Linked DNA regions of Homo sapiens: region 2 is linked to region 1. Evidence: chromatin loops called from intact Hi-C (ENCODE). Cell type or tissue: IMR-90. All regions are shown on one strand. Links, peaks and the distances in the headings refer to the core of each region. The heading gives the core; the rest is flanking DNA.

Region 1 (2,918 bases), core at 175-2,674:
GTTTACAATTTTATTATTAATTTTAAGAACACTGCCTACGAGTTCATTTTTTTTTTCTTTTAAGTAGAGACAGGATTTCGCCATGTTGCCCAGGCTGGCCTCAAACTCCTGGGTTCAAGTTATCCACCCATCTCGTCCTCCCAAAGTGCTAGTATTATAGGCGTGAGCTACCACTCCTGGCCTACAAGTTCATCTTGAATGACACTATAAAAAAACGGTGGCTTACACCTGTAATCCCAACACTTTGGGAGGCCAAAGTGGGTGAATCACGAGGTCAGGAGTTCAAGACCAGCCTGGCCAAGATGGTGAAACCCCGTCTCTACTAAAAATATACAAAAATTAGCCGGGCGTGGTGGTGGGCACCTATAATCCCAGCTACTTGGGAGGCTGAGGCAGAGAATTGCTTGAACCCGGGAGGCAGAGGTTGCAGTGAGCTGAGATCACGCCACTGCACTCCAGCCTGGGCTATAGAACGAGACTCTGTCTAAAAAACAAACAAACAAACAACAAAAAAACTGTGGCTGGGTGCAGTGGCTCATGCCTGTAATCCTAGCACTTTGGGAGGCTGAGGTGGGTGGATGGCTTGGGCTCAGAATTTCAAGGCCAGCCTGGGCAACATGGTGAAACCCCATCTATATAAAAAAATTAAAAAATTAGCCAGGTGTAGTGGTGCACGCCTGTAGTCCCAGCTACTAAGAGGACACATTTAATCTATGCATATATATGTATGTATATACGTATATATATGTATAGATATTTTTTTGAGACAGAGTCTCGCTGTGTCACCCAGGCTGGAGTGCAGTGGCACAATCTCAGCTCACTGCAATCTCTGCCTCCTGGGTTCAAGCGATTCTTCTGCCTCAGCCTCCCAAGTAGCTGGGACTACAGGTGCACACCACCATGCCCAGCTAATTTTTGTATTTTTAGTAGAGACAGCGTTTCACCATGTTGCCCAGGCTGGTCTCGAACTCCTGACCTTGTGATCAGCCTGCCTCAGCCTCCCAAAGTGCTGGGATTACAGGCGTGAGCCACCACACCTGGCTATGCTTATACATTTTTATAAAGTGTCTGAAAGGGCATATACCAGATTGTTTATCGTAGTTACTGTTGGTTGTTAGGATTTTGAGTGATTTTTACATTTTCTTTTTGATATTCTATTTAATATCTCTCCAATGAATGTTTTTCTTCTAAAATTAATAAAGTAAATGGTGATTTAAAATTATAGATTAAGACTGGATTTTTAAAAAATTAATGAAGTTCGGCTGGGCTCGGTGGCTCACGCCTGTAATTCCAGCACTTTGGGAGGCCGAGCGGGTGGGTCACCTAAGTTCAGGAGTTCGAGACCAGCCTGGCCAACACGTGAAACCCCATTTCTACTAAAAATACAAAAAAAAATAGCCAGGCATGGTATTGGGCACCTGTAATCCCAGCTACTTGGGAGGCTGAGGCAGGAGAATCGCTTGAACCCAGGAGGTGGACGTTGCACTGAGCTGAGACCGTGCCATTGCACTCCAGCCCGGGCAACAAGCAAACTCCATCTCAAAAATAAATAAGTAAATAAAAATTAATGAAGTTCTTCAAAAAGCATTTTTCTGTCTTCCATTTCCACAGCTCAAAAGTCATCTGTCAGCTGTAACTTGCTCCTAAGATGGTCCTCCTTATCCATGGCCAGCCAGCCTGCTCATAGTGAGCTTGTTTGCACTGGGCCCTCAATGGTAGAAGTTTTTCCTGGCAATATGCTTGCCAAACCTCCTGGACACCTGTACGTCCAGCAGCATGCTAGGCACTGTAAAGGATGGCACATCTGCTGCAGAGAGAATCTCTGCCCTCCACTCAGCCACCAGAACCAGAAAAACAAACTGAACAACTTGAACCCAAGAAGTATATCATCTCAAATAAGGGATGGGGGTCACTTGGGACACCTTCACAAAAGCATACCCCCAGAGACAAGACCAAAGCTCTCCTCTGCCACTAGAGGCCAGCCATGTATACGCTTTTGTGATTTTGTCATTTCCCCTGTGATGCAGTTTGGATGTTGTCCCCTCCCAAATCTCATGTTGAAATGTAATCCCCCATATTGGAGGTGGGGCCTGGTGGGAGGTGGTTGGATCATGGGGGTGGATTTCTCATGAATGGTTTAGCACCATCATTCTGGTGCTGTCCTCATGATAGTGAGTGAGTTTTCAAGAGATGTGGTCGTTTAAGTGTGTAGCACCTTCTGCCTCTCTCTCTTGCTCCTGCTCTGTCCATGTGACTGCCTGCTCCCCCTTCACCTTCTGCCATGATTGTAAGTTTGCTGAGGCCTCCCCAGAAGCTGAGCAGATGCCATCATTCTTACTGTGTAGCCTGCAGAGCCATGATCCAATTAAATCTCTTTTCTTTCTAAATTACCTGGTCTCAGGTATTTCTTTACAGCAATGTGAGAACAGATTAACACACTCCATAAGTCCATCTTGTATGGCACCATAAAACTGATGTAGAGCTTCTTTAAGAACTTTTCCTTTACTCAATAATCTAGAATTATTTCTCCAAAACTGTCCTGTTACTTCCATTTCCTCTATCTGTGCCTTTTCATGGTTTGCACAGCTGTGGTTCCAATCCCACTCTCACTACTTATGTGACTCCAGACAAGTTATTTGAACTCACAGTCTCGGGTTTCCTCATCTATAAATGGAGATCATATTCTGTAAGGTCATTTTCAGGATGAAATGAAATGATGTGACTCAGTCTCCTGGGAAACAGCAGACTGTCTCTAAATGCCATCTCTTGTTGCTTCACCCCTGCCCTCCGATGCCCACCCTCTGAGGAGTCTTGTCACTCTGCATGAAGTGTGAAGTATGGCTGAAGACCCAATGGGCCTTGATTTGAGCCTCATTTGGCCACATTTCAGTTGTGGGATCCTGGGAGAGTCCTTAAAC
Region 2 (2,918 bases), core at 262-2,761, 360 kb after region 1:
ACCGCACTTGAGCCTGGGTGACAGAGCAAGACACTGTCTCAAAAACCAACAACAAAAATCCAAAACAACAAAAAACAAATCTTACATAGACCAGGTGAAAGCAACCCCAATGTGCATTAATGGATGAATGGATAAATAAAATGTGGTATATATATATACAATGGAATATTATTCAGCCTTCAAAAGGGAGAAAATTATGTCACATGTTACAACATGGATAAGTCTTGAGGACACTATGCTAGGAAAAATAAGCCAGTTACAAAAAGACAATTGGTGTATGATTCCACTTATATGAGGTATATAGAGTAGTAAAATTCATAGACGCAGAAAGTAGAGGGTGGCTGCCAGAGGCTGGGGGGAGGAGGGAATGGGGAGTTACTGTTTAATGGGTATAGAGTTTCAGTTTCGTAAGTTAAATAAGTTCTGAATATCTGTTGTACAACAGTGTGAACCTACTTAGCCCTACTGAACTGATTAACACTTAAAGTGGTTAGGATGGTAAATTTTATATTATCTTTTTTTTTTACCACAATTTAAAACATTTAAATTATTTACATTTATATTTATTTTATTTTATTTTTTGAGACTGGGTCTTGCTCTGTTCCCCAGGCTGGAGGGCAATGATGGGATCATGGCTCACTGCAACCTTGATCTCTTGGGCTCAAATAATCCTTCCACCTCAGCCTCCCAGGTAGCTGGGACCACAAGCTTGAGCCACTGTGCCTGGCTAATTTTTTAAAAATTTTTTTGTAGAGAGAGAGTCTCACTGTGTTGCCCAGGCTGGTCTTGAACTACTGGGCTCAAGTGATCTTCCTGCCTCAGCCTCCCAAAGTGCTGGATTTACAGGTGTGAGCCACTATGCCTGACTGCTTTCTTATGAAATTGTGGCTTTTACCAAAATATACACTTTAAGATTGCTAAAATGATGTTAACCATTATGTACTATACTTAACTACTTTCACAGTGGTAGAGCTCCCGACACTTTTGGAGGATGAAGCAGGAAGATTGCTTGAGGACAGTAGTTCAAGACAAGCCTGGGCAACATAGTGGGACCTTGTCTCTACCAAAAAAAAAAAAAAAAAAAAAAAAAACCAAGTATGATGGTGCACCCCTGTAGTCCCAGCTACTTGGGAGGTTGAGGATGGAGGATTGCTTGAGCCCAGAAGGTGGAAGCAAAGCTGCAGTGAGCCCTGATCATGCTACTGTGTGACAAAGTGAGACTCTGTTAAAAAAAAAAAAAAAGAAAGCAAACTTATCTCTTAACCATGAGAATCCTATTGTGAAAACTGTCAGAATCAAAATGGAGTCACTTTTGTTAAAAGAAAGAAAGAAAACAACAACAACCAAAAAAAAAAAAAAAAACAAAAAAAAAACCCAAAAAACCAAACCCTGACAAATAGCGCTAGGGAAGGCCGTGAAGGAAGTGTTTTCTCATGAATAAATGCTGGATGACAGAAACTATTACAAAAGACTCTGCAAAAACCACAATCTTGCACAAAGGCCATCATGCAGATGTTCTGTGAGGACATCTGCTCAGCAACTGCCTGTCCAACCTTGGATTGACGTCACCCTTGTTATTGATCTTTGTAGCCAAGGATAATTATCTCAAAACAATTATGTAATCCTTCTCATGTTTTCTTTAAAAACCTTTGTCTTTCTTTATGTGATGGTTAATATTAGGTGTCAACTTGACTGGATTGAGAGATGCCTAGATGGCTGGTGAAGCATTATTTCTGAAGGGTGTTTTCAGAGGAGATTGACATGTGAGTCAGTGGACTGTGAGAGGGTGATGCACACCCACCCACCCACCCTCAATGTGGGTGGGCACCATCCAATCTGCTGCCAGCGCGGCTAGAGCAAAGCAGGCGGGAGAAGGGATGTTCAGCTTGCTGAGCTCTCTCTCTCTCTCTCTCTCTCTCATTCTCCTTTCGCATGCCAGATACTTGCTTCCTTTCCTCCTGCCTTTGGACATCAGACTCCAGGATCTTCGCCTTTAGACTCTGGGACTTGCACCAGTGGCGTTCAGGGGCTCTTGGGCCTTTGGCCTCAGCCTGAGAGCTGCACTCTTGGCTTCCCTAGTTTTGAGGCTTTCAGACTTGGACTGAGCCACATTACCAGCTTTTCTCTTTCCCCAGCTTACAGAGGGCCTATTGTGGCCTATTGTGGGACTTTGCCTTTTAATTGTGTGAGCCAATTCTCCCTAATAAACTCCTGTTTTTACATACATATATCCTATTGGTTCTGCCCGTCTGGAGAACCCTAATACACTTTACTTTCCATGAATATGCATATTGTTTACTATGGCATGCATATTCCCACTGCAATGTCCTATTCCTGAATAAATATTTTCTTTTAGAGAGCCTCTCTCTGTTTATATATTTAGGTTGACATTATCTATAGGAATTACCACTTTTTGGGTATAAGACATAACCAAGACACCTTGGTTCCACTGTTGACAACATAGTTAAATTTGGTCAAGTGTCAAGGACACTTTACAAACTGAAACCTGTAAAGTGATGACTAATTTACCTTCACTTCTCACAGTGCGGATTGTCAGTTCTGGGAGTCTGCTTTGTCCATTTGAGTTTGGGTCATGGAGGACAGAAGTGAAGTCAAAGGCATGCTGAGGAAGGAACTCTGAGTGGCCATTCACAGTGTGTCCTTGACAGCACTTCCGTTCTCTATTTTATGAGTGTCTCTGCCCCACATGCTTCTGAACTAGCATTTTTACCCCTTCCCACCCAGTTATAGTCCGGTTAGAAGGAAATATGTTTTCCTCTGTTCCCCTCCACCACTGCAGCAAATAAAGAGAGGAGGCAATGGGAGTGTCATCAAAAAGACATGGTACAAATTTAAACAAGCATTCTCTTGTCAGAACAACTTTAAAAAATTTCAACATTGGTGTAACAAGATAGGTA

The links. Peaks named below come from ENCODE experiments on the same cell type or tissue, not always from the same donor. Only the 100,000 strongest peaks of a DNase experiment are listed, where the experiment ranks them.
Region 2: a loop joins it to region 1, with 4 times the contacts of the local background. A loop is called at or near these places in 2 of 110 quality-filtered maps.

Annotation. Positions count from the first base shown.
Region 1 is chr4:139,563,767-139,566,684 of GRCh38, reverse strand. No RefSeq gene overlaps it. Among named protein-coding and RNA genes, the nearest start is that of SETD7, 9.0 kb to the right of the region's middle. In IMR-90, for the core only: no CTCF peak of the experiment used is centred there; no DNase peak of the experiment used is centred there.
Region 2 is chr4:139,207,131-139,210,048 of GRCh38, reverse strand. The region is part of intron 1 of LOC105379412 (a long non-coding RNA gene); the gene reads right to left. Among named protein-coding and RNA genes, the nearest start is that of ELF2, 31 kb to the right of the region's middle. In IMR-90, for the core only: no CTCF peak of the experiment used is centred there; a DNase peak (open chromatin) is centred at 1,518; H3K27ac peaks cover 134 bases.